Regions from separate parts of the Homo sapiens genome. Here regions 1, 2, 3, 4 and 6 are each linked to region 5. The links are chromatin loops, found by intact Hi-C in ENCODE. Cell type or tissue: dorsolateral prefrontal cortex. All regions are shown on one strand. Links, peaks and the distances in the headings refer to the core of each region. The heading gives the core; the rest is flanking DNA.

What was found. Hi-C counts contacts between places; a loop is a spot of excess contacts. Peaks named below come from ENCODE experiments on the same cell type or tissue, not always from the same donor. Only the 100,000 strongest peaks of a DNase experiment are listed, where the experiment ranks them.
Region 1: a loop joins it to region 5, with 2.3 times the contacts of the local background. A loop is called at or near these places in 32 of 110 quality-filtered maps.
Region 2: a loop joins it to region 5, with 3 times the contacts of the local background. A loop is called at or near these places in 83 of 110 quality-filtered maps.
Region 3: a loop joins it to region 5, with 2.8 times the contacts of the local background. A loop is called at or near these places in 2 of 110 quality-filtered maps.
Region 4: a loop joins it to region 5, with 4 times the contacts of the local background. A loop is called at or near these places in 16 of 110 quality-filtered maps.
Region 6: it touches region 5 in a loop (4-fold over the local background); 7 of 110 quality-filtered maps call a loop at or near these places.

The regions. Positions count from the first base shown.
Region 1 is chr10:807,881-812,900 of GRCh38, reverse strand. LARP4B (La ribonucleoprotein 4B) reads left to right here. Exons shown (of 18, transcript NM_015155.3): 18 at 1-3,404. Among named protein-coding and RNA genes, the nearest start is that of DIP2C, 120 kb to the right of the region's middle. RefSeq lists enhancers at 2,606-3,106, 3,107-3,607 and a silencer at 3,344-3,549. In dorsolateral prefrontal cortex, for the core only: a CTCF peak has its summit at 2,431 (motif pointing right); a DNase peak (open chromatin) is centred at 2,270.
Region 2 is chr10:787,302-792,321 of GRCh38, reverse strand. No RefSeq gene overlaps it. Among named protein-coding and RNA genes, the nearest start is that of DIP2C, 100 kb to the right of the region's middle. RefSeq lists a cis regulatory region at 3,348-3,361 and enhancers at 3,283-3,427, 3,723-4,644. In dorsolateral prefrontal cortex, for the core only: a CTCF peak has its summit at 2,702; DNase peaks (open chromatin) are centred at 2,711 and 3,921; H3K4me3 peaks cover 1,016 bases; H3K27ac peaks cover 990 bases.
Region 3 is chr10:392,387-397,406 of GRCh38, reverse strand. All of the region lies in intron 10 of DIP2C (disco interacting protein 2 homolog C), which reads left to right. Among named protein-coding and RNA genes, the nearest start is that of DIP2C-AS2, 230 kb to the left of the region's middle. In dorsolateral prefrontal cortex, for the core only: a CTCF peak has its summit at 2,632; a DNase peak (open chromatin) is centred at 2,586; H3K4me3 peaks cover 455 bases; H3K27ac peaks cover 3,004 bases.
Region 4 is chr10:612,574-617,593 of GRCh38, reverse strand. All of the region lies in intron 1 of DIP2C (disco interacting protein 2 homolog C), which reads left to right. Among named protein-coding and RNA genes, the nearest start is that of DIP2C-AS2, 13 kb to the left of the region's middle. In dorsolateral prefrontal cortex, for the core only: no CTCF peak of the experiment used is centred there; DNase peaks (open chromatin) are centred at 2,573 and 3,233; H3K4me3 peaks cover 1,462 bases; H3K27ac peaks cover 3,916 bases.
Region 5 is chr10:507,978-512,997 of GRCh38, reverse strand. All of the region lies in intron 1 of DIP2C (disco interacting protein 2 homolog C), which reads left to right. Among named protein-coding and RNA genes, the nearest start is that of DIP2C-AS2, 120 kb to the left of the region's middle. In dorsolateral prefrontal cortex, for the core only: CTCF peaks have their summits at 1,583 and 1,799 (motif pointing left); DNase peaks (open chromatin) are centred at 1,797, 2,377, 3,122 and 3,537; H3K4me3 peaks cover 956 bases; H3K27ac peaks cover 2,653 bases.
Region 6 is chr10:450,088-455,107 of GRCh38, reverse strand. All of the region lies in intron 3 of DIP2C (disco interacting protein 2 homolog C), which reads left to right. Among named protein-coding and RNA genes, the nearest start is that of DIP2C-AS2, 180 kb to the left of the region's middle. In dorsolateral prefrontal cortex, for the core only: a CTCF peak has its summit at 2,153; a DNase peak (open chromatin) is centred at 2,187; H3K4me3 peaks cover 483 bases; H3K27ac peaks cover 3,066 bases.

The DNA.
Region 1 (5,020 bases), core at 770-4,769, 300 kb before region 5:
AGAGCGCTGTGTTAACCACAAACGAGACACTCTCCCACTCAGTGCGAGGGCGAGCCGCTGGTTAGGAGCTTGCAGTGTCTGAGGCCTGTGGGATCCTCAAGTTGGTTTTCTTCTGTGAGTTGGATTCTCCCCCTCTTGAAAAAAAATCGATTTTTCAGGATTTAATTAATACAAACCTTATTTTAGGTTGGTGCTTAACTGGAGGTGATGCATAAGTCTGATTTTTTTTTCCAAGATAGAAAAAGCATTTATCCTAACAAATTGGTATTTTTTATTAAGCCTCCATGTGGCTCTGAATGCAAGCTATATATAGTGAGTTTTTCTAAATTAAGGGAACTCTGCTTTTTTTTTTTTTTTTTAAGTAACTGGTCTGTAAGTGCATATCTCTAGAACGTCCCCGCAGATGAATGAGGGCCAGTGGCCTTGGCAGAGGCAGGTGTGGCCTCGTAGAGGCAGTGCTGGCCGCGCCAGGGCATCAGTGCTGATGTGGGAGCTGTGCTTCCACCTAAGCCGTTGGTAGGGGACTGTGGCATTTAAGAATGTAGAGAGCGCATCCTTTTTGATCTCCTGGGCGGAGTGAACCTGCAGGGGCCACCCCAGAAACCTTGGTTCTGATGCACTGCAAGCAAGTAACCAGCTTCTCACTCCAGTTTCAAGTGGCTATTATGTAATATAAATTCAAAGCACATTGTGAATAGAACCTACATGAAAACATACACTTTGTTGCCCACTGACATGTTACCAGAAGTTGTACCATGATGTTGTTTTGACCCCTGTGAGCTGATGGCCCCGGCCCTGCTCTGTGCACATTTCTGTCCGTGTTCCCCAGCACTCTGGTTGGAGAGAGTCCACATCTTCAGCTCCGTGTGGACATCTCCCTGTACCTCTGCATCAGCACATGGATTTAAGAGTTATGTAATCGTGAGAGAATGGTGTTTGTGGTTTTTCCCCCTCTTTGGCTGGTGGAGGATAAAGTTCCTGCTCTTTTACCTCCAAGACGAGGGCCTCATTGATTCACTTCCAGAAGTGCTGCACTTCTGAAGAACAAGGATGCACTAAAGTTAGCAAGTTTATAATAAAGTTAAATATAAATTATTTTGTTTTAAAATGCCTCAAATTTTTCTTTATTCTAAGCAGCAAACATTAAAATAAGAATATTTCCTGCTAAATGTAACCATACACTTTATTCCACAAAATGTTATTTAACAAGACTGAGGGTTTTTTTTAAGAAAAAATTATTTCCATCCAATATTTAAAGACTTGAATTTTATTTAAACTTGAAAATGACTTTGCCTTAACTTTTGTATAAGACAGCTTAGAGTCCATGGAGCCCGGCCCTGGGTTGGCGTGAGTGGGTCAGAGTTACTCAGTTACTGCGTGGATCTCCTGTCGCTAGTTTTACTGAGTAAGCATACTGTAGTACAAGAGCTAGTAGTAGTTTTTGTAATATACCTTAAAGATCTTCAACAGTTGATCTTTTTTCAGAATGTTGGAAAATCCTGTAAATGCAAATAGTCAATACTGTATTAAATACGTGCACTTGGAGTGTGCTTCGCTTGTACAGTTGTAAATAATCAGAACATATGAAAAAGGTACCCTACAGAGAAAATTCTGATACAGATTATTGATATATTATAAATGTTGCTGTTGAGCGGGATGTAGATAAACTAAATGTTGTGGTTTGAATATTATTTTGATTTGTTGAGATTTTCTTTTTTCTCTTACATCGGTGTGTTGAACTGATTCTGCCTCTTTGCTGCAAAAGGGAATTGGAAAGTCTTATTAAAAGCCTCCAGATGTTTTCATACTCTTTTAAAATGTATGTAAATGCATACTAATCATATCTAATGTGAAAGAGTTTTAAAGTATATAGAGAGCAAAAACTGGCAGGATCGTAAGTGAAGGTGACTAGTAATCTAATTTAAATCACCTGCAGCTAAGCATGATTGACCCTGCCAGAGGAAAACATGCCTATTTGACCATTTCCTTTAAAGCAGTTGCCATTATTCAAATACAGAGAAATAGCCACAGGGCTAGTGTTTTTCAAATGCATTTTAAAGAACATGGGGATTTTTTTTTGTAGTTGTCAGTTCACTGACCAAAAAAAAAAAAAAAATCAGAAATAATTGATCTGTGAAACCCAAACTCTCAATACTCAGAAAGCTGGGAGGCAACCTCGAGGCCTGGGCCTACGAGCTGCATCTTCGCTACGGAAGGGCCAGGGCGCCATCAGCCATTCCCAAAACACAAGGCCTGCCCGTCCGCCAGTGAGTCCTTGGTTTTTAATAATGAGAAGTCCTTTCCCCCAAGGTGTGAGCATTGCAGCGCAGTGTGTGTGTGTGGTTAGAGCCAGCTTAGTCCTTCACTTTGTCGACCGAAGTGGGAGCTCAACAGCTGCATGAGGAGGGCAGCGCGTGCATTAGCCAGTCGCCACTGGAGGGCTCTGCTGCCCTCCGGTCAATACACTGTAGTTACTGCCTAGCCAGCAGCAGTCTTCTGCATCAAGAACTGAAACGTTGCTCGGAGGTGATTTTTATAGCATCCTTTTTAATTAAAGGTGAAATACAGATTGCTATATAATGTCTGAAAAAACCTGATACTACTTCAAGAGTTTCTGCTCAGAAGAAAATGAGAGTTATCATAATAGGAAGCTGTGGCGGTCCATGCCAACTGTGCTGTGTCACATACAGCGATGAGAGTGGCTTTCATACTTTTTTTTTTTTTAAGTTAACACCCTCCTTTACCCCCAGCAGTATCTCAGGTTATAGAATCAGAGATGCAGCAGTGACAAATGGCATTTTAACTTGTAAAATCGTGTGATGATGCTTATCATTTTGAAATAGAAGAATAAAAACCTGGTCCCGTTTCACCAGACATGAATTTCAAGTGGAGTCGTCGTTCTCTGAGAGTGAGTGTCTTGACATTTTCACCCAGGCCCTCCTGTCATCACATCACCGGCTGTCACTGGCGGGTGGCCGTAAACGTCCTGCGTTGCTATATTAGGATCTCTGCAGTTCAGGCTTCAAAACCAGTTCAGTGTATCCGGGCGACGGGTAGTGGTGGTGCATGCCTGTCTGTGTGCCCCGCTGGCGAGCTGTAGTTGCGGCTTGCGTGCCTCGCGGCCCACTACAGGGCTGCAGACAATCGAGGCGAGGGCGCTGGCCGCCAGCAGCTCACAGCGCGGGGGTCATGTGGTCGCTCCTCGAGGGTTTCGTTTTTGTTCTGCTTCATTAAGACTGGAATCAAGCTTACATGTAAACTATTGGTAATTTAAGTTTCCTTTTGTGTCATTCAGTGTAAAACTGTCTAATTTGAAAAAAAATGTAGGTTATGAAAATAAAGATTTAGGCACTGTTCAATTTTTCTTTTGATTTTTTTTAAATTAAAATTTCTTCAATAATGCATCTTTTCTAAACATAGTTTTTTGTCTGTTCCCATAAGTGCATGAGAAAGAAACACGGGCCTCATATATGATTGGATCCTAAAGCCTTCTCACCTACGTGGGGGCTGGCTGTGGCACACGGGGCTCACCCTTTGTGTTTTAGTGGTTCAGAGTGAGCATTAACATCAGATGCTCATGCGGAGACAGCCATTACTGTGACTGCCAAGATGTACTGCAAAAATACATGTTCCTGTATCAGGACTTTGATTTTGTTAAAATGGCACTCTCTCCAAAGCTGTGTCCATGAAGCTGTTTGGAGCTAACGTTGGGTCTTCATGGTGATGGACTCATCCTTAGGCAGCAGTGATGTCTGCACTAGGAAGAGGCTGGCGGGAGGCGGGGCCCCTCCTGTGCCAGGCACCGAGTGGATGGGGGACTGATTAACATGTTGCTGCCTTCCTCCTCTGTGCATTGCCTTTTCATGTCGTCTTCCCATTTTTACTCTTTTTCTGATGGAATTAATATTCTTGATCTGTTAAGGCTATTAATCCTTTGTCATATATGTTACAAATATTTTCTTTCAATCTACCATTTGTCTTAACTCTTTATTTAGAATAGTATCTTTTACGGTGTTTAATTATTGTGTAGTAAAATCTATCAATCTTCTCCTTTGTTGAGTGTCTTGGACTTGCTTAAGAAGCCTTTCCCTACTCCAGGGTCATAAAGTTAATAGTGTGTGTGTATGTGTGCGTGTGTGTGTGTGTGTGCGTGCACACGCACACACACACACACACGCTTTTAATCCAGCTGGGCCTAATCGTGTGTGTGGTGTGCGTGCTTAGGCAGGAACCCAGTTTTACTTTATGCCATGTGGAAAGTTTCTTTTTCCAGTATCACCAGTGAGTTCACTGTCTCTCCACTGGTCTGCAGTGCTGCTTCTGTTACTTGCAGACTTCCCACGTGTGCATGGATCTCCACCTGGGGTCTCTAGGGTCTCTATTCTACACTGCCTATTTCCCTTTCTGTCCTAACACCATAGCATTTAACTCACCCGTCATCCTGTGTTGCTGAGAATTTCCTTCATAGAACTCATCAAAGTATGATTAACTGTGCTCCCTGAGGGCAGGAATTATGCCATCTGGATCACCAGCCTCTCCCTTGTCCTTAGCACGCCATCTGCAAATTAGCAGATACTCGGTAAATGTGTATTAACTCGAAGTATATTTTGTGTCTTCTCTGTGCACAGCACTGCCCTGGGAAGAACTAGGATGAGGTATTGACTTGCTGTTGCCACATAACAAACCCTGCCAGAACTCCCTGGATGGAAGTGACCACCGTGTATCTGTGGATTGTCTGCAGGGCTCTGCTGGGGTCAGCAGGTCCCACAAGAGAGCCAGGGCTCGGTCTCCTCATGGCTGTCAGAGGTTTACGTATTCCGCCTCCACCCACCAAAGTCTGAAGTTGTTGTATTCCATTCCTTGCTATATCCACATCTTTTAATAATGCTAAAATCCCGTGTTTCTCTAAAGCATTGGATTGAACCAACTGAAGAAGGACCACGTGTGTTGCTGGGCCTGCTTGGGCACAAGCCGTTTCCGATCCAAGTCAACTGCTGGTCTGCTTAGACGAAGGTGTGTG
Region 2 (5,020 bases), core at 547-4,546, 280 kb before region 5:
CACAGACCCTGTGTGAGCAGACGTCGTGGTGGGAGAGGAAGGGGCCCCACACAGCTGCCCCGCACCCACAACCCTGATGGACAAGCTGTGCCCACCTTTTTGGGAGGACCGACGCCCTGCAGTCTGATCAATACCCGCAGCTCTTGGCCGTTGGCTGTGTCACAGCTGCCTGGAGGCCTGGCCCCTAGATTTCTGATGAAGAACTGACTTTGAGAACTACTGCTCTACAAAGATGACAATCCAGTTTTATTGTTGACATATCACTAGTGAGTCGGCGTGATCTGTTTGGCAACTAGGTGCCTGCACACAGGCACACATACATGCACACCCAGGTAGATGCGCACACATCTGTGCTCACTCAGATGCACACACAGGCACACGTACGTGCACACCCAGGTAGATGCACACACAGGCACATGTACGTGCACACCCAGGTAGATGCACACACAGGCACACATAAGTGCATACACAGGCACAGACATGCACACACAGGCACACACATGTGCACACACAGATGTGAACACATACATGCACACACGCACAAATACATGTACACACACTGGCAGACACAGGAATGCATGCACGCACTCATACATGTACACATACACATGCATGCACACACTCATAGATGTACATAGAGACACAGGTACACATACACGCACACAGGTGCACACATGCACACACATGCACACTCACTGGGCTGGACTGGGGGGCAGGTGTGGGCTTCAGTGCATCTGCATCTGGATCCTCCATAGCTGTTCCTGGCTCCAGGCTTGCCTGTGGCTCAGTGACTCAGAACCACCTGGGAAAACTGTAAAGCTGGGGTGCTCGGCTCCCTGGGGGTCTGGCCTAGCTGGTCCGGTGGCAGGGTTGGAGTGCACTGGGAGCTCTGCGGCAGACCCTGCACAACTCTGTGACTCGCTGGCAACAGGCTCGCCTTGTCTCGACTCCTTGCCTCGACTCCTGCCTGTCCTTCCTTCCTCTGTGAAAGGCACGTCACAGTCCAGTCCTCCTCAAAGTGTGGCCCAATCCGCATCCCCTGGGTGCTGTCAGAGCTGCAGACACCAGGCCCGGCCCTGTGCTCAGGCAAGTCCCTGAGACAGGGATGCGTGGCTGAGACGCCGACAGACACATCTCTTGGAGGCTTTGAGAAGGAGCCGATGGCTGTCCCTAGCAGAGAACGACCCTTCAACCCAGGCAGGAAGCCCATCTGAGACTCCATGTGCTGGACCCCAGTGCCTGTGCTATGGCGTCTCATCACAGACACTAGTGCGCAGGCTGGTGATACAGATGCCGCGGCCAGCCTGGAAGGAGCCGCCTTGGGGACGAAGATACTTCTGAGGACCCCTGGAGGCCTCTTTCTTCCTGGCCCCTGGCTGGCCTCACCCTTAGATGACGGTGCTGGAGGAGGGGAAGTGCAGTGCAGCGGACACAGATGGTGGTCCAGGTAAGAAGCGTCACCCCGACAGTGCCTGGGGGCCCAGCTCAGGGATGCCTGCTGCAGACCACCTTTCCTAGAAGCTCCACCTGAAAGGTTTTTTTTGAGACAGGCTCTGTTGCCCAGGCTGGAGTGCAGTGGCATGATCTTGGCTTACTGCAGCCTCGAACTCCTGGGCTCAAGTGATCCTCCCACCTCAGCCTCCTAAGCAGCTGGGACCACAGGTGCACACCACCATGCCTGGCTAATTATTTTTGTAGTACAGGGTCTTGCCGTCGAACTCCTAGCCTCCCGAAGCACTGGGATTACAGGTGTGAGCTGCCATGCCCAGCCCTGAATGGTTTTTAAGGCGTGCACACACAGTCTTAGAGCTGGATTTTTCCAAAGCCGGCTATTTCAGCCCTGCTCCACGGGCTCGTCAGGTCCCTTTGACTAGGGGTCTGTGGCTGCCAGAAACAGGTTTGGAGGCCGGGACGTGACCTCCTGCTGAGGGCTGACCAGCTTGCTGGGGAGAGACCCGGCAGGGAGACTCACTGGCCCTACAGCTTGCTGGGGAGAGACCCGGCAGGGAGACTCACTGGCCCTACAGCTTTCCCTGCAGCTGGGCCTGGCGCAAAGCAGCTCAGACTTCAGCCTCGCAGGCCACACCCCTCCCCATCGGTGACTGCTGCCCTGAGTGAGGCCGGCACACGGCCCCCTCCTGCGTTGTCTCCAGGTCTCTGTCCACTGATCTCTATCCTGGCAGCCTCTGCCCTGCCTCGCCAGTGCCTGCTGGAGGTCAGGGGGCGGCTGTGGGCCTGGGCACGTGAGGGGCAGTGACTGTGCCCGCTTGGATGTGTGCATGGAGTGGGCAGTGCAGGAGCCCAGCGAACAAGGAGCATGGGGCTGGCATTTGGCCTGGGAGGCCTGGCGCATCTTCCTCTTCCTGCCCTCAGCGCCTCTGCTCCGCTTTCTAGCCATGTCGCACTCGGGGATAAAACCGAGGACATTTGGGGAAATTCTTGGCATCACGTATTGGAAAGGCAAAGGGGTCCCAGGCTCCATCTTCGGGTGCTGTGGCCTGAACTGTGGAGCTCAGACCTCCCCACGCCCCGGTTGCCTCGTGCAGACAATTGGGCCAGGAGGGGGTTCTGCATGCGGCAGATCCAGCCACTGCCAGGGCACCCAGAACCACGCGCGCAGGTTCAGTGTCAGTGCCAGAGAAGCCCGGCCCAGCCGTCCCTGTCCGTGTGGTTGTGGCTTCAGCAGACCTGCCAGTGGCCAGTGCTGCCTCACGAGGGCGTCTGTGGCCAGGCTCACCAGAGACTGGAAAGTTCCCGGAGGACAGGGGGACGGACACCACGCCAGCTGGAGCGATCTTCTGGTGACGAGGCGGCTCCACCATCCAGTGGCAGCTCCTTGATGTTCTTACTGTCATCGTCCCCAAAAATCCCAACAGAATTCCACGTCAGGAAACAAAAAGGAAAGACACACCCGTGGCGAAGGCCCCAGCCCCACCCCCTGCCCAGATAGACAGCCATCGGCGTGCGACAGAGACCCAGGAGAGGCTCCCTTGCCCCCTGCGTCCACACTGGGTGAGCCTGCAGCGCTGGGCAGGGCACCATGGACACCTGGCGAGGAAACGCAGCGGCAACATCTGCCTGCGCAGCCTGTGGCGGGGGCTGGTGTCGAAGGGCGCATGGGCCTTGCAAAGGGGCCCCAGCCAGCGCCCCCTGGCCCCGGAGCAGAGCTCTGCAAGGTAGGACTTCCCCGCGGCCTCCCAGGGCCATGTTTGGTTTTGCTGCCATTCTGGGAAGGCTGTGTGCCTCGCAGTTGTGCTCTGGGCCGAGTTTGTCTTCCTGACCCGTCACAGCAGCCTCAGCACTTTAATCCCGTCCAACGTGGCAACATCAAGGCACGTCCGTCAGGGGGACCTTTGAGCCCAGCGGGGCCAAGCGGCCTCCCAGCTGGAGCGCACAGAGGACAGCCAAGCCGACGTCCCCCTGCCCCAGAGTGGCCTCTGGAGCCAGCGCTGTCTCGGCAAAACATCACCCACCAAGTTATGTTCATGTTGGTTTTTAATTACATTTGTTTTATTTGCGGCTATTCGGCTTTATGGCGGAATACAAGTCAGCAAGAGCTTGTGCCCAGTTTTATTAAGCTGTTTGTACAGCATAAGTAGCCATTAAATCAAAACCCTGGGCAGTGGCAAGACTTTCGTTTCTGTTAAAGAGGGTCTGTGTGTGATTTCAGTCTGAGAAACACTGGGCCCCCGTGCTCCACGGTGACCACCTGCCACACGTGGGTGGTTTGGCAAGAGAAGCCATGTGGTGTTTCCTCCGAGTCCACACCAGGATGATGGTGCGTTAGCGATATGTGGTCAGAGGACACATCACCGTCAGAATTAACCCCGCCCGTCTCACGTTGCTTTTTAATGTGACTCCCAGGAAGCCTAGGATCCCCTGCGCAGCGCGTTCTGTGTATGGAGCAGCAGCACGAGCTGAGGCTCTGCTCCCGGTCCTTCCCTAGACCCCCTGCAGCTGCTGCCACCCTGGGTGCTGACCCTCCAGCCAGGGGTCTCGGCTTGGGCCCTGCAGGAGCGTGTGGCCCGGTCCCATCACCAGCGGGTCTCTGTGTCCAGCTGCACCAGCTCCTTCGGCTGGGGCCCTCCAAGGATGGCTGGGGCTGTGGGCGGCTCCAGGCCGGCTTCTGCCGTGCACCTGGTTTCTAACCCACCCGGAGCCATCCTACTTCCTAAGCTCTGTCCAGCGCCCAGTGGCTGGCCCAGCCTGGGATGAGGAACGTAACGGGGATGTGAGGTCAGTGTGGGGAGAGTGAGGGGCCTCCCAGGGCGGCTCCCACATCCTGCCTGTCCTGGCAGCCTCCCAGCCAGAACTCCTGCGGGGTGAGTCTGAACTTCCATATGGACCTCCGCCTGCTCCCGCCTCTTTGCCATTCAACCCCCGGAATCTGTGAAAAACAAAATAAAACTAAAACCCAACTCTCACCAGGCACGGTGGCTCACGCCTGTAATCCCAGCACTTTGGGAGACCAAGGCAGGTGAATCACTTGAAGTCAGGAGTTTGAGACCAGCCTGGCCAACATGGTGAAACCCTGTCTTTACCAAAAATATAAAAAATTAGCCAGGCGTGGTAGGGCACGCCTATAATCCCAGCTAATTGGGAGGCTGAGGCAGGAGAATCGCTTGAACCCGGGAGGCGGAGCTTGCAGTGAGCCGAGATCGCGCCACTGCACTCCAGCCTGGGCGACAGAGCGAGACTCTGTCTCAAAAAAAAAAAAAAAAAAAAAAAAAAGCACTAGTAGAAGCTGCCACCAGAGAGAGGCTCACATCCAGTTTTCACAGGACGCAAGAACTTTGCAGCAATGGCTGTGATTTCGCCCGTGGCTGGAGGATGTCTCGAGTCTGGACGCTGCCTCGGTGCGTGCAGCCGGGCTGGTGAGCCTGTTTCCCGCAGTCTGTGCTGCGCCCCAGGGATCTAGCAATGGCCGGCACCGTCCCCGCCTGCAGAGGACCTGGCAGCCAGGCAGAGCGCGTGTCAGCCCCAACACCGCAGACACCAGGGATTTGTTTCTGACAATCTG
Region 3 (5,020 bases), core at 751-4,750, 120 kb after region 5:
AGGCGTGTGCCACCACACCCGGCTAATTTTTGTATTTTTAGTAGAGATGAGGTTTTGTTACGTTGGCCAGGCTGGTCTCGAACTCCTGACCTCAGGTGATCTGCCCACCTCGGCCTCCCACAGGGCTGGAATGACAGGTGTGAGCCACTGCGCCTGGCCCCTTTAGCACATCTTTAATGTGTGCACAGTGTGGGTGACTCTTCCAGCTCTAAAAGGCAACAATCACAGGTAGCCCAGGCAAAGAAACTTCAGCTGTCTTTGTGGCTACTCCAGCATTAAAGTTTGTTGACTCAATATTTAAGAAAACCATCTGCCACGTGGGTATCTCTTCAGAGTCTGTGCCAGTTACATGGTTGCATTTCAAACTTCCCCTTGGATGGGAAGGGAGAGAACACGGGGTTCCTTTTGGAAACAGGAAAGATGATTGCTATTTTCATTTCCTATGTACAAAGCCAGGAGGTTCATGCTTGGCCTCCTGAGTATGCTCGTGTCTGGCAGAGGCAGGGGAGTCTGTGGTAGCTGCTATGGGAGAATGCCAGTTTCCCCCCCACCGGATTTGCAGCCAGTTTCCCCCCCCCCCACCGGATTTGCAGCCAGCACTCCACGTGTGCATCAGACAGCTCAGACTTCCCGTGAGGTGCTTTCTCATCCCCTGGGTCCCATGGTCTTCACAACAGGTGAGAAAAGTGGAAGGACTGGAGGACTCCAGTCATGCTTACATGACAGCCTCAGTACTATAGTTAACCCCAGTCCTGGGATCTAGTGAGGAGTTTACAAGGCTTCTCTTCAGCTGATGTTCATGTCCATGGTTAGGGGCTCTCTGGACATGCTCTGAGGTCTCTAAGCGACAGTGAAATGATGATTTGCAGGAACTTGTAGGCATGAGCATATGGTGATGGTTCAATAACCAGACACAAAACATTTATCATTGTTATTCGTAACAATTATTCTTTTCTTCACTTTAATAATTTGTATTTATCCATGTTAAAGTGTATAGCCTGGTGTCCTCCAGTCCAGGCTGGTTTGTAGAGGAAAATGATTTGGATAAAGGGGGGAGGTGGTTTTCCTGAGCATGTTGGAGTGCTGCTCTCAGGTTGGCAGAAATGCCATCCTATTATCTCAAATCCTAGGCATAGCTCCAAATACCAAGGTGGCATTTATTTCAGCCATGAAACGTTTCACTGTAACACATTTAAGATGCTTTGAAATAATGAATTAAGTACCTTTGAATGGTAGTAGAGACATAAACCGTACGTTTTGAACAAATCAGAAATCTTTCCAAGGCCACGTGGCTGGGAAGCTGTGGCAGTGATGATGGAGGAAGAGGACAGTTTTCCTCTCCCACAGGAGGACCCAACAGTCCCCCTCAGCTGAGAGCCCCTTGTACCCGAGTAGAGGCTGCACGTTCACTGTGCACAGGGCAGGGTCCACATGGGGATGAGGGGCATCTCGGGGGGACTCTCTGTGGTCCGAGGGCAGGGAGCATAGCAGGAGAACAGTGTGGGGACATTTCAGGAGGCCAGGACTTCTCACGCTGGGAGGTCCCTGGGGACTTACGTGTCAGTGACTGTAACCTGTGCATGTGATGAGGACACGGGGACAGGAAAGATCCCCTGCCTGTCCCTCACCTCCAGGACATAGGGAGGGGCCCTCTGTGGCTATGGTTTTATCACCAAGCACCAAAACCCCTCTCAGAAGAAAGGGCTGACATTCCTGTCTTGCCCTCTCTGTGCCAATATAACCCTGAGGTGACTTTGCCTACAGATGCCTCAGGCTTTGCAGAAAGCTGTGGAGAACGCACAGACCTTAACAAGGCATTTAGAAACCTTTACTGTGCCAACCAGTGGTCATGGGATAGAATGCTAGGGAAGCCACAAGTGATTTCACAGGTGAAGTACAGAGACCCTCCCCTGAGGCCGAGCCTCTCAGGTCTAAAGACACCGTGACTTGATTTTACTTTTTAAATATTATTTTAACTGACAAGTTATAATTATATACATTTATGGGGTAGAGTGTGATGTTCTGATATATGCATACGACGTGGAATGTTTATCAAACTGATTAACATATCTGTCACCTTGCTTACCTCTCATTTTTTATGGTAAGACATTTGGAATATACTCTTGGTTATTTTGAAATGTAGATTACATTTTCATTTATTATAGTTACCCTGCTCTGCAATAGATCTCAAAACCTCTTCCTCCAATCTGAGGCTTTGTCTCTTCTGACCAACATCTCCCCATGTCCTCCCTCCCCCCCATCTCCTCCCTCCCCCAACTCCTCCCTCCCCCCAACTCCTCCCTCCCCCCCAGCCCTCGTGGTCACCATTCTATTCACTGCTAAATGCCACGTGTAAATGAGCTCATGTAGCCTTGGTCTTTCTGTGCCTGGCTTATTTCCGGCAGCCTAATGTCCTGGTTCAGCATACGGCAGGCTTCCCTCCTCACTGACGGCTGAATAGTGCCCACTGTGTGGCACAGTGTCCTTCCTGTTCAGCATACGGTCACCTTCCCTCCTGTCTGAAGGCTGAATAGCGCCCACTGTGTGAGGTAATGTCCTTCGGTTCAGCACAGAGCAGGCTTCCCTCCTCCCTGAAGGCTGAATAGCGCCCACTGTGTGGCCTAGCGTCCTTCCTGTTCAGCATGTGGCAGGCTTCCCTCCTCCCTGAAGGCTGAATAGCGCCCACTGTGTGGCCTAGCGTCCTTCCGGTTCAGCATGTGGCAGGCTTCCCTCCTCCCTGAAGGCTGAATAGCGCCCACTGTGTGGCATAATGTCCTTCCTGTTCAGCATACGGTCACCTTCCCTCCTGTCTGAAGGCTGAATAGCGCCCACTATGTGACGTAATGTCCTTTGGTTCAGCACAGAGCAGGCTTCCCTCCTCCCTGAAGGCTGAATAGCGCCCACTGTGTGGCATAATGTCCTTCCGGTTCAGCACACGGCAGACTTCCCTCCTCGCTGAAGGCTGAATAGCACCCACTGTGTGATGTAATGTCCTCCTGGTTCAGCACACGGCAGGGTTCCCTCCTCGCTGAAGGCTGAATAGCACCCACTGTGTGCCATAATGTCCTTCCAGTTCAGCACAGAGCAGGCTTCCCTCCTCCCTGAAGGCTGAATAGCGCCCACTGTGTGACGTAATGTCCTTCCGGTTCAGCACAGGCCCGGCTTCCCTCCTCGCTGAAGGCTGAATAGCGCCCAGTGTGCCGGCTCTGCCTGCTCTGCATCCATTCGTGGGTCTTTGGGCACTGTGGTTGATTTGTCTTCTTGACCCTTGTGGATAACACTCCAGTGAATGTAGGGATGCCGATAATCTGGATTCCTGATCAATTTCAGTTCCTTTGGCCCAATACCCAGTAGCAAGATTGCTGGATCATATGGTAGTTCTATATTTAGGTTTTTGAGAAATCTCCATACCATTTTCCATAATGGCTGTGCTAATTTGCATTCCCACCAATAGCGTGCAAGGGTTTTCTTTTCTCTGCATCCTCATCAACGGGTATTTTTCCTCTTTTTGATAAACACGTTGTAACCAGTGCAAGAAATGTGAGGTGATGTCTCCTTGTGGGTTGTTTTTTTTTTTTTTCCTTTTCCTTTTTCTTTTTCTTTTTTTTTCTTTTTTTTTTTTTTTTTTGAGACGGAGTCTCGCTCTGTCACCCAGGCTGGAGTGCAGTGACGCAATCTCTGCTCACTGCAACCTCCGCTTCCCGGGTTCAAGCTATTCTCCTGCCTCAGCCTCCTGAGTAGCTGGGATTACAGGCGCGTACCATGGCACCTGGCTAATCTTTATATTTTTAGTAGAGATTGGGGTTTAGCCATGCTGGCCAGGCTGGTCTTGAACTCCTGACCTCCACTGATCTGCCTGCCGTGGCCACCCAAAGTGCTGGGATTACAGGCCTGAGCCATCGCGCCTGGCTTCCCTGTGGTTTTAATTTGCGTTTCCCTGATGATTAGTGATGTGGAGCACCTTTTCATGGACCTGTTGGCCATTTGGGTGCCATCCTTTCAGAAGTGTGCCTTTAGAAAGTAGCAGCTTATTGGTCTTAGAGAACTTTTCTTATTTTTAACTGAAAGAATCTGTTGGCTATGGTGCAAGTCAAAGTGAGGTCAGATGAGCATATTCGTGTAGTTAAGTATGTGAATCCTAATATTGCTTCCATCTGCCAGTCCTACAGCCGCTAGAAGTGTCTTCGAATAAAGACCCTGATGAGAACCTAGTTTTCTGAATGCATCCTGGGAGGATTCTTTTTATTCACTTTCCTGAGATGTAGCACCTGTTTCCCGGAGTTGGCCTCAGATCCAGCCAGACTGAGGCCGACGCCACCTTTCCAAGGACAGAGGACTGAGGCCTGTGAGTCAGGAAAGCCACTAGTCCAGGTGCAGCCGGGTCCCGTCCTTGGGTCACCGGCAGAGGTCGTGAGGCCCACTGAGGACCCGCAGCCCTTTGCTTCAGGTGCTGTGTGCAGGGTCCATCTGTCTGGTCCCTTTCTTTGTTGAGTGTGTGTGCGCGCCTGTGTGTGGGCACGTGTGTGTGAGTGTTGAGTGTCTGTGTATTGTGTGGGGACGTGTGTGTGCGTGGGCGTGTGTGTGTGTGTGCGCTGAGTGTGCGCATCCGCGTGTGTGCATGGGCGCGTGTGAGAGTGTTAAGTGTGTGTGTGTGTATGTGAGTGTGTGCGCGTGTGTACCTGGGCGCGTGTGTACCTGGGCACGTATGTGTGTTGAAGACTCCACTGGGCTGCCTCCCACATGGGTGTGTAGGGTGAGACATGGTTAAGTGCTGTTCTGAGCACACTGGCCAGGGCTGGGCAGAGCTGTGCTGAGGGCTGGCGTCTGACGGGGCCGCGGGGGGCACTCTACACGTGCGGAGGAGCAGCAGGCCCAGCCTCACCTTGGCTGAATAGCAGCCGCATCCTCCCAGGCCTGCTGCTCCTGTGGTTTTCAGTCTCTTCCTTATTTTTTGGGATCTTCTTATGTGTATGATTTTATCATTTGGGGGATTAAATCACGGGCGGACACTACCAGGGCA
Region 4 (5,020 bases), core at 356-4,355, 100 kb before region 5:
ACTGCGTGGAGCAATGGGAGGTGGGTGGAGTGGGAATAGAGGACACACCCTCCACAGCTACTGTTGGGAGTTGGCCCTGGTGGCAGAGGGTGCATAGAAGGATTCCCATCAAGGGCAACACGGCTAGGGTCCCACGTGTGCTGGATGCCGTGATATGGCCATGTGTGGTCTCAGTCTCCACAGCCACCCTGGGAAGTGGGTTCAGTTACCATTCCCATCTCACATTTGAGAAATCTCAGGGGCTCACATCACAGCTGAGTGGGGTGGAACTAGTGTCTCAGCCAGGACGTTGGCCCTAGAGCCCAGCTCTTACCCCGCTGCTATTTGCAGTCCCCCAAGTTTGTAGAGAGGCATGTGCGGTAGTGGGGGGCGGAGGTCGTGTATTTCAGGGGGCGGCTGAGATACCAACACAGTAGGGGCGGGGGGCAGGAAATAAGTCAGGCGGGAGGCACAGAGGCAGTGCCTGGGAGGTCTGCATGGGGTCTGGGTGTGGGGGCACCTCTGGGCCTGTGAACCCCGTTGTGTGCTCCTGGCTTGCCTAACCTTGGCCCTTAGCCATGTGCTACGCATTTTATGTGAAATCTCAGTCCCTCCCTGGCTTTCTTTCCTTAAATCACGGAGTCTCAGTGGGGATGGGGGGTGGTTGGTGGTCCATGGAATTTGCCCTCCACCTCCCCATCCTTGTCCTGTCTGGCCTGTTATCTGAATCTGTCTTTTCAGAGCCTGCAAATGAGTAGAGGCCACGGCGGCCTCTCGCTGATGGGCGTGGCTCTCAAATATTTTCATCAGAATTGTGTTAAATGCTGATTCCTAGGCACCCCATTAGACTCTCTATGCTTGCCTGGCCTGGGTACTTTGAGGAAGGTACACAGGGTTGCTGGGCTATTCCAGGAGGGAATTTGCATTTGTAGAATGTCCACTGTGGTCCTTCCCGCACTCTGCTCTCCACGCACACGTGGCATTAAACCTGGCAGACCTCTGGGTGCTGTGCTGGTGAGGAAGCCCTGGCTGGGCGAGGGGCTGTTGGGGCTCAGACTTGATTCCTGGTCTGGGGGCTGCCTGCTTATTCTGTTCAGTGGGCCCGCTGATGGGATGCCCTGGGAAGTCCCGCTGTGCAGAGACAGGCTTGGGAAATGCAGACCATGGATTTAAAAATTCCTAAAATAAGAAAATCTTTTATGAACAAAGCAAATTAATTTGCGTCTGACTGAAGACAATCCTTGCTTGAATAATTGGTTTGTTTACAAAATGGGTCCTATGGACAATAAACACAGATTAAAGTTTTCATTCATGCTTGTCTGTAACGTAAATAGGAGCTATTACTGCCACCTAAATTAGCTTTAAATTTTGTATCGGATTGCGGTCCAGATTACAAACGGCTGCTTGATAATCTAATTGATAAAATCGAGGAATTTAGTACTTGGAACCCAGAGTGAAGAGAACAGAATTGCTTTTGTTTCTCAAGTGTGTGTGACTGAGGGATGACCTGGGTGAAGAGAAGTGCCTGGAGTCATTACACTCAAGGAGGAGATCTGCCCCAGCCTTTCTCAGCGTCTTCAGGATAAAACAAAAGGGTGATAAATGTGGAAAAATGCAGCACTGAGTTTGTCTATGGTCTGAGCTTCTCATGTGGTCATTAATGTGAGCGGGCTGTATCTGTGGAGCCTCCCTACAGGCACAAAGGAATCAGGCTAGAGTAAGACGGCCGGCAAACTCTGGCATCTGGGCTGCGTGTCGTTTCCTAAAGCCCTTTTGGGTGAAGTGACACAGGCGCAATGTCTGTTTGGAGGAGTGTAATCTCACGCATGAGACGCAGATTTTAAACACTAAAGTCAAGAAGCTTGGTGGGAGTGGCTGTCTTCCAAGTGGGTTTCTGTGTTGCCATGGATGAGGCATGGATGTGTCATCTGTCGGTGAAATGCGCTGGTGAAGAGGCTAAGCAAACCCTGTGTGTGTGTGTGGGGCGGGTGTGTGTGTGTATATGAACCTACATCTCTTCTGGCATCCGAAGTAAATAGACGTTTTGTAAAACTGGTGAATTTGATGACTCTGACCCTAACCCTGAGAGTTGAAGTCTGGTGCAGTGTCTTGAGCCCTCTTCTGCATTGAGGGTGAGTGACTGTAAATGACTGATTCCTCAGTGGCGAAAGTTCAAATTTAGCGTCCCTGAGGAAGCCAGACCTCATAGTCACCTGTGTCTCCATTGTAAACACCGTGGCCCCTATGCGGGTGGCTGCGAGTTTCCAGGCCCTCCTTGCAGAAGCAGCCATGCAGTGCTTGGTGATTTGATAACATCAGCCACCTTCTGTCTTCTGTCTAATCACGGTACAAATGATTTTCCTACAGGGAAACAGATCTCATTTCTTCCCCGATCGTTGGGAGAAGCAGCCCGCCTAGGGACCGCACCGTCCTCTGCACTTTCACAGTGAAGCCTGTGTCTCTCTCCGAGAAGTGTCACGTGTGTCGTGGGAATCACGGGAATTGCTTCCTTAATTCTCCTTTCTTAATGAGGGCTTGGGACAGCGCTGCCTGTTTCACATGGGACGAGCAGCTGGTGGTTTCTGGCTGGCGTGGGACCAGCGCTTCGGCTGTGTCATCACATCTGGTGGCCTGTCCAGCTGGGTGTCATTGTCTCTTGTCTCTTGGCTGAGGCAACTGTGATGCCATGGGGGTCACGCTTGTGTCAGGGCCAACCCAGTTCTTCCCATGCACACCTCTCCTGCTGGAGTGCTTTTCCTTATGATGACGTGTTGGATCAGTGTGGAGAATGCAGAGAGGCTCTGGGCCTCTCCTTCCCATACCTACTCCCTGGAGCCGCGATACCCGGCAAGGGAGCCCGTAGCCAGAGGCTCCTTTAAATTTCATTAGAATAAAGATTTGATTACACAGCTAAACACACTTGAAAGGAACTTTATGGATCACATTCAAGACTCAGCCCTTCAGGCCCAGTGGCCATGTTTCGGGGCTCAGCAGCTGTAGGTGGCTGTTGTCTTTGTGTCGGCCGAGCAGATTGGGACGTTTCCAGTTCAGCAGGCAGTTCTCTTGCACGGCTGTGCCTGTGGTGAGGGCACCTTGGCTGGAGAGCCTCGTGGGGGGATCCCTTAGGCCTCTGGCTGCAGCCAGGCTGCATGGTTCCTGTGCCCCGGGTCCTCTGCAGGCCGAGACGGATCCCACCACAGAGCCGGCACTGTTAGACTTGGGTACTGTGTGCAGACAAAGAGGTGCATGTCCAGGCCTGGCGGGGGCTGGGGTGACTCTGGCCTCCTTGGCCAGGCTCCCGTCTCCGAGTCTCCAGGGGAAATGCACCCATCATCCACACCATACACTGGAGGAAAACTGCAGGCTTCTCTGTGTGGATGGTGAATTGAGATCACCAAGTGTGACTCGGCTTGGGCTCCTAGCCACCGTGGAACCCAGTGATACCTTTTAGGTGGAACCTGACATGCCTCCATGTGTGCATGGCAAAGAGAATGCAGCGTTGTCAGCTTGAATCCAGATGTGTGCCTGTTTTGAGGTGGAAGGTTCTGGGAGCGTTGGCTGTTGGTGACTGTCCTGCCATGGAGGACGTTGAATGCAGGCACTGGTTTAGGATAATGCCTGGTTTCCTGGTCCTGTATGTGGGTATCCCTGAATATCCTGGGCTGGAGGAAGGCAGGGCAGATGGGAGGGTGACAAGAGGTCAGGTGTTTCCAGCTGTGGGGAGTGATGCCATCAGATGGCCGAGATCAGGAGGGTGGCCGGGGAACCAAAGCAGGGGTGTGTGGAAACGCCATGTTTCCCGGGGCACAGGGAAGACCTGTTGAGATCAGGAGGGTGGCTGGGGGACCAAAGCAGGTGTGCGAAATGCCATGTTTACCAGGGTGTGGAGAGGATCTGTTGAACTCCATTCCTGGGCAACAGTTCTTCCATTCTCAGGAATCTGCCATTGTAATTCAGTAGCAAATTCTGCAATTGCTCTAATTACCTGCTGTTAAGTCCCCATCCCAATTACCATGAATTAGAAACAGTGACAATTATTGAGAGGTAAGGAATCGCATATTTCCAGGGTGGAGACGAATGCAGTTGTTTGCCTGGTCAAGCCTTGCCAAGAAAAACCAGTGGAACCAGTTTTAGGTGCCTTGAGTTCCCTCCAAATCGGATTCCTTAGTGGGCTTGTGTCCACAGCTGCTGCAGTTCCTCCCGGGCCTGGCAGGCACGTTCCAGACATTCACATCTCAGCTCAGATGCAGGCGTGCACATTATTTATAGAAAATCGCACTGCACTGTGATCGGCTCTAGCTGACGTTTTCTAGGTGGGAGGCGGAGGCCGAGGACCTGTAAGGGACTGTCCGAGCGTCCTCTCACTGGCTTGGAGCAGGTGCACATCTGTTCTTCAAAAGTTCTAATGGGATGAAATTAGAAATCTGAATTTTAAAAATTCACATGTTATGAACTCTGGTAATTTCCCCTGAAATGAGTGACTGTTTTTTGCAGACGAGGCAGTCAGCCTGTAGCTCTCCTTAGAACGGTCCTAGACCTTGGGCCATGCTGTCCTGTGACCTCTTCCTGGGTGTGGGATGCTCTGCTTGAAGCAAAACTGCAGGAAAGAACGTGGTCAGCGTTCATCACTGCTGCAGCCAGCTCAACGTGCACACCCACTGGGAGGGGGGCCGGATCCCTTAAAATTTTACATGCATTTAACAGTAAACCAGCAAGTCAGCCAGTGCTTTCCGTAACCAAGCTGCTTGGCTCATGGGAACCTGACACTTCTTGACTTTCCGGAAGAGAATACTTGCTTCTGTGGAGCGTCAATATTTGTCTCATTTCTTGAGACTCTGTTCAAAGCAATGAACATGTGTGTAAATTAGGACCTTTTTGTGTAAATTGGGCCACAGAGCTCTCTAGACACAGTCGGCGGAGTAAACGGCTGTGAAAGATGCCACCTGATGTGAGCTGTGGCCGGGCCCTTTGGAACCTGGGATCCCATCTCCAGCCTTTCAAAGGACGTAGAGGAATATAAGATGCAGATGGGAGGGTTCAT
Region 5 (5,020 bases), core at 277-4,276:
TATAAATACTGAATGTTCTTCTCCCTTCCCTTAAATGAAAAACATTAGCTCCCTTTTTTTTTTTTTTTTTTTTTTCCTGAAGTGGGGTCTCGCTGTTGTCACCCAGGCTGGAGTGGAGTACAGTGGCGCAATCTCGGCTCACTGCAACTTCCACCTCCCAGGCTGAAGTGATTCTCCTCCCTCAGCCTCCCTAGTAGCTGGGATTACAGGCACCCACCATCATGCCTGGCTAATTTTTGTGTTTTTATTAGAGATGGGGTTTTGCCATATTGGCCAGGCTGGTCTCAAACTCCTGACCTCAGGTGATCTGCCCACCCCGACCTTCCAAAGTGCTGGGATTCCAGGCGTGAGCCACTGCCCGGCCAGCTCCTTTCTATAATGATGTATACAGTTGTTTTTGCTTTTTGTTTTTTGAGATGGGGTCTCACTCTGTCGCCCAGGCTGGAGTGCAGCAACGCAAATCTTGGCTGACTGCAGCCTTCACCTCCTGGGTGATCACCTCTCAGGTGATCCTCCCACCTCAGCACCCTGAGTAGCTGGGACTAGATACATATCACCACGCCCAGCTAATTTTTTATTTTTATTTTTATTTTTTATTTTTAGTAGAGACAGGGTTTTGCCATGTTTCCCAGGCTGGTCTTGAGCTCCTGGGCTCAAGCAATCTGCCTGCCTCAGCCTCCCAAACTGCTGGGATTACAGGTGTGAGCACCACATCTGGCCCATTTTTTTCCCTTCCAGGATTAGAAGTCAACTTTAAAAAACGCTTCAACCTTGCAAATTTAATTTTCCATAATAATATGCCTCTAGGATAAAAACAAGACAGAAACAAAGAAGTATAGGTGGACTGCAGTTAAAAATTGTCAACACGACATTGCTTAGGAAGGTTGACATTTACAAAGAGCAGGAGGCCCGTTCATGCCTTTGTAAGAAGGCACTGGGAACGGCCGTCTGTGGGCGACCCTAACGTGTGCGGTGTCCTGAGAGGTGATTGTGGTGCTCACGCTTTTACCGAGGGCCTCCCGGGAGTACCAGAGGCTCTTCTCCCGCAGTCGGCCAGCCAGGCAGCAGCAGCTGGAGAAGGAACAGACAGTAAAGGACAGATATACACGGTGTTATCGTGTCACACAGGTTAAAGCCAGGCTCACTTTGTTCTTACAGTTTTGAAAAACTAATAATGAAGTCCTTAAATATGTATTGCATTTCAGGATTTTTAAGCGGTTGTGGGTGTGTCTGTGTCTCTCTCTAGCTCCTGTTCGGTGCTCCCTGTGAAGAGAGCTCGGAGCCGCCACCCTTCATTGTTGAGGTGACAGGGCCTGGAGAGGTGTGAACCCCGTGGAGGGGTGACTGACTTGTGGGGGGAGGCTGGGTCAGTGTCGGGATCCACCTCCCACCACGTTCCTCTAGGGAAGCCACAGTTCTAAGTCTTTATGGGTAAAATGAACCTGGAAGACGTGTTATTTTTTAAGAAGTAAATGCTATGTTCTTTTTTCCTCATACTTCTCCGTGTTTAAGCAGCATTGAAGGATAAGGCACTAGTAGCACCTTGGTTTGGAAACAATCTTGTTGGTTATTTTACGTTGAATCTGATATTAAGGTTGCCTGGTAACAGAAGTTTTCCTTTAACGACATGGAACTCTGTTGAATCTGTTGCCCCATTGGCTGAGCCGCCTGAAATCAGTGCTGTGGCAGCTGAAGAGGCCGCTTCCCCTTGGAGGAAGCCGCTGGATTGGCAGGACACACCGCCCTTGATTGAGGCGAGTTTGCAGGAACTCCACGCTGGCACCTGCTGCTCTCTCCTGCCCCCTGCTGGCTGGCCAAGCAGCATCGCGACAGTGTGTTCAGCGTGAATGTTCACTGGGGCAGGCCAAGGCTTTTGTTCCAGAAACACCGACTTCAGAAACGGCTGTGTGTATTGAGCATGGCAAGAAAGACTTACGTGTGTCTTAAACCTCTTGAACAAAGCACGTCGATGTTTCAACTGCATCTCGAAGGCTAATAGACTTTGCTGTGGTCAATATTCAGGAGAAAATAGGTTTTAATGAGATAAAGACATGAGTGGCAAGTGACATGTTTGTGCCCCCGTATGACTAAGTGATGTCCTGGCTGTCCCACACCACCAGCTCTGAGCAGCCAGCATGCAGATATTGGGTCAATTTAGATATCCCTGATCTTTACGGAGGTTTGATCAGGCAGCTCAAGAGCAGATAAACACAAATGCTGACTGGAAACCCCGGCACACGGAGGCGCTGGAAACAGCAGGCTGCTGTTAACGTCACAGTGAGATGCAGTCAGCTGCTCTCTCAGGGGTGTCAGCTTCTTTTGCTTCTAGATTTCCGTCTGTGCTGCAATAGAGTTTTGTTCAGCTTATCCCCATTGCTCTGCTGTCTTCGCTGTTAAAATCTCAGCCAGCACTTGGCTCTGACCCTGCAGTAATTTCACTGTGCGGCTGCCCAGGCCTGCCTGGCACGGCTGTAAAGCAGGCGAGAGCTTTCCGGAAGGTGGTCACGAGAACCCCAGGCGGGAAAGAGCGTTGCTGGTCCACATACGGCAGTGCACCTGCAGCTGAGCATGTACGTGCACGTTCAGGCTAAATATAGGTGCAGGAGAGAAGAAAACTGCCTATGATTAGTCACTTAAAATGCCGAATACCCAGCCCCTGAGACCCTAGGACACAGAGCAGGGGTCTTGGAGACGGCAAGGTGTGTTGAAGTCTGGTTTTATCATTTAGTTTCTCCAAGCAGCATTTTCCTCATCTCTAAACTGGGGCTAACAACTGCCCCACATAGATTTGTGAATGGAACCAATGAGTGTAAAGTGGGGTAGCCCCCAGGACCTAGAAGGGACTCAGTCAGTTTCAGTGGTCATGCGTGTTGTACGGGTCCCCCAGGAAGGCGATTGCTACAGATAACTCCCTCCGTTCGATGTCACTGAATGTTAAAGTGGGACCTTGGCTTCTGATGTGTCTGGTTTGCTGCAGGCCGCGCTGCACCCCGTGGTTCCTGAGCCCTGGGCTGAAGTAGCCCTGCTGCATTGCCTGTGCCACTTTTGCTGTGAAAGGAGAACTCCTGCCCTGGGAAGCTTCCTCTTGCTGCTTAGCCTGATGAGCACCACAGGCTGCAGCGAGACCCATCTGAAGCGTGGGTTGGGAGGAGACTGCGGCGGCCCTGTCCTCTCCAAGCTGCTCTCCATGCCGAAGCGTGGGCTGGGAGGAGACTGCGGCGCCCCGTCCTCTCCAAGCTGCTCTCCAGGATGGGAGCGACTTTGTGGGGTTTGTCGGCCCTTCTCTGAGGTGTCCTGTGTCTCATGGATCTGCTTATGAGCCCCCTTAGATGCCTCTCTCTCGTCTGGACGAGCACCCTCCAAAACACTGCCTACCACCCGGATCTCCTGGCGCAGAGTGAGGTCACACCTGCAGCCCTTACCGCACAGAGTCCCTGAGATATTCGGCAAGAATGGGAATGGGCTGTGTGTGAGTTTCCGCTGCGGAAGCCGGCTCTGCTCCGTAGTCTGTCTTTGGGGTGTGGGATGTTCCGACCTGCTGTGTCCATCTGGAGCTGCCTCGGGGTGGGAGGGGGAGCAGCGCGGATGGATCCAGGGAAGGACCTGGTTGAATCCCAGCTGCTCACATACTTGTTGCTGGTCTTGGACAAGCTCCTTAGTGTCTCTGAGCTTCAGTTTGTCTGTAGGAGGAGGATGCTGCAGAAGTCTGAAGATATCGGTGCGTGCGGGAATACCTGGCGCGGTTAGGACGGGTTTTCCTTCAGTCTCCTCTATGCCCCTCCCCGGGTGAATCAGTATCCACGCGTGCCACCAGGGAATTACAGTCAGTCTAAAAAACCAATCGACCCCTAGTTGTATGGTCAAGCATCGTGAGTGTCCTTGCCAGGAAATGCCACTAGATATCTTGGGCCTGCTCGTCTGTCCACAGCAGTCCCTGGAACAGGCCGGTTCAGGACATGGGAGGTGGGAGTCAGTGTTCTAGCGAGGACAGGCTGAAGTTAAAAGGCTCATTTACTCTGTGAAGGGGTGCCCAGGATGAGACATCCAAGAGGTGCCAGGTGGCTGACCCTGGAGGTGGACGGTCGGGTCAGAGTGGCCGCCTTCCAGCACTGCTGTTGGAACAGCCGTGTTTTCGAGTGATGCCTTTTTTGGGTCATGCAGCCCTGATCAGTAGTACACAACTTCCCATCTCCAGCCAGTCTCGTCTCGCCATCTCCTGTATGTGCGGTACAGTTGCCTTTAAGTGGCTTCTTCTGGACGCTGCGGTTAGGGTGGCAGCAAGCAAACATGGGAGGCTTTTTTCTTACGTTGACCAAAATACGTGGGGCCAGCTTTGCATGATCCCATTCAGCATCACACTTGTCCATCAGCCACTCACCCATCCATCCATCCCAGAGAGTCCTGGACCAGACCATTGAGTGGTCTTTGCTGCGAAGAGCTTAGCGGCTCACAGGAAATCCGGAACCAGCACAATGGTAACAGTGCAGCAGGACCTGTCATTTATCAAGGCAGTATGCTGGGCCGGATGCGGTATGAAATTATCCAGTTAGGTAAGCACTGTTAGAATTAACCCCCTTTTGCCTACCAGGAAATCGAGGATGGGGGCATTAACGCTGGGGAGCAAGGGAGTAAGGGCACACATGGAGGGGCTGAGGGCCTGGGCACTCTGAGCCTGTGGATCTGCGCCCAGGCTGCACGGGCACCGGAGATGCTGCTCTGGAGTGGGTGAGGGGCTCTGGGGAAAAGATGGAGCCTGACATGGGTAAGATTTGGATATTTTCAGAAGAGATTTTCAGCCTGGAATGAGGGTGTAAGTGACTGAATCGCGGTGGTGAGCCAGAAAGCCTGGCTGCACGAGCTCCTCTGTGGCGTGAGGGAGGAAGGCGTTGGGGGAAGGTGGCTGAGCAGAGGTGCTGGGTCATCAGGAGCTGCTCTGTGCTTGGAAAGGGAGGGAAGGGCAGCACCCTGCACTGGAAGAGCACAGAGACGTGGTTGCAGCTCTTCCTGACCAGGACAGGCA
Region 6 (5,020 bases), core at 407-4,406, 58 kb after region 5:
GTATCTACCTTGGAGGAACATTCTCTTCTGTTGACTCATGGTTGTCTTTGCCATTGGACAGCAGCCCCAGGCTGTGTGTGTGCTCACTGTGTAATGCTGTGAGCTTGGTGCAAATGGCAGGAGCTCTAGGAAATGGATTGTGATTTATGACTTCAAAAGATGGAAGTGAAGGGTATGGGTTTTTCTAAAGATTTAAAGCTGTGGATATACATAGTAATCTAGAATACTAGTAACAGCAATAATGACTTCAAGCATAAAGGGCGCATTTGTATACTACCTCTTTCTCTGAGGGTTCCAGGGGTGCTCATGTTTTTATCCCCCGAATATCTCATTGCAATAATGACATCGAGCATAGAGGGTGCGTTTGTATACTACCTCTTTCTCTGAGGGGTGCTGATGTTTTTATCCCTGAGTATCTCATTGCAATAATGACATCAAGCATAGATGGTGCATTTGTATACTACCTCTTTCTCTGAGGGGTTCGAAGGGTGCTGATGTTTTTATCCCCGAATATCTCATTGCAATAATGACATCAAGCATAGATGGTGCATTTGTATACTACCTCTTTCTCTGAGGGGTTTGATAGGTGCTGATGCTTTTATCCCTGAATATCTCATTGCAATAATGACATCAAGCATACAGGGTGCATTTGTATACTACCTCTTTCTCTGAGGGGTTTGAGGGGTGCTGACATTTTTATCCCCTTTTTAGTACTTTATCCCTTTTTAGTATTTTTAGTATTTTATCCCTTTTTAGTACTTTAAGAAACGCTGTTAAATGTATTTTAGTTAACCAATTTATCTAACACTATAAATGTAAGTAGTACCAACAAACTCTTCACTAGCAATAGTGATTTATTCAATGCTGCATGAAGCTGATCCTGAATAAGCCCTTCTCTTAATAGATGGGTGCTTCTGGGTTCTTAGAGTGAAAGGCCTAAAGGGAATGAACTGTTAGCAGCCACAGCAGAAAAAACGAGAAAGATCTGCCTCTTTTGGAGTCACCAAATGCACCTCTATCAATTTATTGCCTCTCAGCTCCAAATTCACCCTTTATTGCCTTCTTCAGAAACCATGGATCTGAGTCCTGCAAATTCTGTTGAGTTGTGTTTGTGAAGTGTGACAGAGGCATGTGAGGACAGTGGTTTCACTTCTTAGTCTCAGGGCTGTGCACAGAGGCTCTAGCAGGTCCTGCTGCTGCTGGGGTCTCTGGCCTCTGTGTTGCATGGCAGCCAGCAGCTCACCCCCAGCTCCGACAGCTTTGTAGGAGCTTCTCCAGCAATATCCCTCCCTGCCTGAGATGGCTGCAGGCAGCGTGGTCTCCTTGGAGCCCCTGTGCTGTGTTTGCCCTGACAGCCCTGAGTCCAGCTGTACCTGTTACATTCCCTCATTCCTTTCTCATTCAGTATTTATGCATCTGCTTCTTTTCTCTTTGCTTTGATAACACGTTAATGCTGCTTTAGGATCCCAAACTAGAATCATCTTCCATTTACGTGAAATTTTAAGCCGTCACTTCCTAGCCTCTCCCTAAGTGGAAGTATCCTTGACCACTTTCAGTGCTCTTCCTCAAAGATACTTAAAAATACTAGACAATCACTGCCCTCTGTCCTGACTGCTGAGCCTCCAGATTATTTTCTCCTATCGTTTTAAGCATTTGTATTTCAGGCATTTGCTGGAGTCTTTGACACTGTATGTCCAGCATGACCAGCAAATCTTGTTACTCTCGTGATGTTTGCACACATGTCTGTTGACTCCGCTGCAATCCTGCCTGGTACCTTCACCCGAGAGATTTCTGTTTCTCATTGTTTCCATTCCACGGCCTCTCATCTGGTGTCTCATTCATGTGGCCGGGTAAAACTGTATTCAGGGCATTTGTAATTAAGGCTTTGGAGGACGCTTGATCAGATGCTGTAATGGATTTCTGATGCTGCACAGCTGCTAGATTTCATTTATCAGCTCATTTTATGAAAAGGATATTGTGTTTTCAAGGGAATATTTGTTTTGTAGCAACCTGTTTACCCATGTTATATTTTCCTAAAAGTTCTTCATCTTATGAGCTCTTCTCACAGTGATCTGGGTTTTATGCAGAGCTCTGTAAACGTCTTTGTTCTCAGCTCATACCCTTTCCAGCACTGTGTGTTAATCCAACACTGCCCCCTTCCTCGCACTGGGGCCTCAGACTGGCCAGGCCTCCCGGTGATCCGCTGGCGTTGGCTCTCAAGGGAGATGGGTCCATCCTGCCCCGTGCCCTGTGGTCAAGTCTATCCCTCTTCTCTCGCCTCACCTGTGGGATTTGGGCCACTGGCCAGTGGACATGCGGCCTTTTAAGCTGGATGTCATAAGAGACCTCCTCAGTAGCGGTGTGTGGTGTTTTCTCTGCAGGAGGGCACCAGCAGAGCCACCCGGCTGTGCTGAGGACCCAGGAGGAGCAGCGAGAGGAACCAGGGGGCCATCGTGGCTTGGTTGCTTCGCTTCCCTCTAGGTGTCACGTTGTGAAAGGTCTTTCGACAAAGCGCTGTCCATTTAATCGCTATTGTAGATGTTAGTGGCCGGATGCTCCTTTCTGGCTTGGATATTTTGAGTTGGACTGGGATTATTAAACACAGCAACAACTTAGCACATGGAGGTAGATTCTGACTCACTTTAGTCACTCATAATTACACTGCGTGCTTCAGAAGCTGCTCTTCACCCCTGGGCAGGTTGTCCTTTTTCCACGTGTTTGCCGTGTTTTGATGATGGGGTTAGTGCGCGCTCTAAGGGTCTGCACTGAGAAGACCCCTTAGCGCTATCCCGTTATCATTATTTGCCTTAACATTGTTCCATGTAGAGTCTGACGGAATCTTCAGGGTGCTGTTTATGGATGTTTTGAAGTGTCACTGTGCCACTGATTTCCGGTTAAAGCAGAATGTAGACATCTTTTTGCAATTGTTTTTAGTGACTCCACTGGTTTGTGTTGCTGTCTTCTGCTGTGCAGTCCACAGTCTGACATCTTTGTGGTCCCCATGCTTCCCTCCTGCTCGTGTTACCCGATCCTGTGGGTCAGCTGTGAGGAAACCACTCTCTGTCCTCGTCTGGAGTCGCCCCGAGCTGGGTGTGCTGGTCTCCTTGTGTCGCCCTGAGCTGGGTGTGCTGGTCTCCTTGTGGGCAGAAGTATTCTTCTGTTACTGTTTTCTCAGTTTTTTGACCAAATGTAGCAGACTTGTGTATGGTGCAAACATTTCTTAAAATGTCTTTTGCCTTTATGGAAAAAAACCCGCATTTCTTCAAGATGTACCTTTCCTGTGTCTCCATCCTTCCCCACATGATTGCTTTGTGTTAGAGGGTGGTGTGTGTGCTCTATGGCCTCATTCCATCAAGCACTATATGTAACCTCTGATGGCAAAAGTGGTTACACTCAAGGCAGAAAACTTCGCAAATGTTGAAGAGAATGAACAAAAAACAATACGTTGTCATCTTGTCATCCTGAAATGGCTACTGTTAATATTTTGATGTAGTTCTTTCAATTCTTTTTAAGTAAAATTGCTTCTAACACAAGCACTTTAATTACATTGATTAAATTATAGTCAGGAAATAAGGAGAAAGTAAAAAGAATATCCAGTTTGGGGCAAAAAGAAAGACCACATAGAAAGAGGCTGTAAAACTCCCTACAACTTGAAGAAAAGCTGGGTTGCGGTGGTTGTGGTTTTGTTTTTACTGCGAGAGACCACATGATTATTCTGGGCACTGAAGGGCGATAGGATAATACCCTGTGAGTGTTTTGGTGGCCGAGTAAATCCCAGTCCCACGTCCTCTTTCCAAGTAGACAAAGTGTTGAGGTTTGAGGTGGTGGTTTGGTAACTTTTTGAAAATCTGTTTGTAGGACTGCACTGCAGAGATTAGGTTAACCTGACTTAGAATCGAATGATCTGTTCAGGCTGTGGGAGCTTTCTATACCAGGTGTACGTACGCCTGTTCCGGATGTGGTGTAGAAGGAACAGGGCTGGGAGGGTTTGTTGCTTCACCAGTCACCGCCCACAGGCAGGGGCTGGGGAGCACAGCCCGGTGCTGCAGAGATGGGCTTTGAGACTCCCTCCCTGGCCCTGAGGAACTCACAGGCTGAATTTAGACGATGCCGTTATTGAGGCATAGACAGTATATTTTATACCCACACATATGGACATATACATACATGTACGCACATACAGACCTGTACATGTCTGTGTGTGTGTAAGTGACAGAACCAACCTGGCTTTTGTGCTATTTCCTTCGTCTTTTTAGTTGCCTCAGTTGAAACAAGATGTGTTCCTTGTTGGAGGTGAGTGGTTTCATTGTTCCAGACCAGTCATGGAAATGCCTGCAATTATCAGTGTTTCTGTTTTCTCTTGGGAAGCTCTTCTGGGAAGGAAGTGTACTTTCCAAGGCTGTTGGTTGGCCTGTCGTCACCCTGGGGGTCTTGGTGTGGGTCACAGACCCAGGTGCTGTGGCTGCTCATGCGTGGAGCTCTGTCTCTCTTGCTGCTGCTAGTAGACAGCTGATCACCAACAAAGTGTGTGTCCCAGTGGCCTTTCAGAAGAATTCTCTGCATCATTTTTATACAGTCTTTTTTATTTTCAATGTCAACATTGTGTGTTGCAGCCAAGTGATATGTTCTGCAGAAGCAGGAAGTGTGGCCCAAGAGAGAAATAAGGGAATTGATCCATAACTGATACCAGCTTTTATACAGTTGAGCCATTGTAATTGATACGTAAACATCTTAAATCTGTAGAAGTGAGTCAAGGTGCCAGATCCTGACAAGTGCCAAATGTCTACGTGGGACCTCTCTTGTGTCGGGTCCACATCACAAGAAGAAAAGTCATTCAAATGCAACACGGGACCATTGTAATTTATACATAAACATGTTAAATCTGTGGAAGTGAGCCACGGTGCCAGACCCTGACAAATGCCGAATGTCTACGTGGGACCTCTCTTGTGTCGGGTCCACATCACAAGGAGAAAAGTCATTCAAATGCAACATGGAGTGGACGTGAAGCTTTCAGAAACGT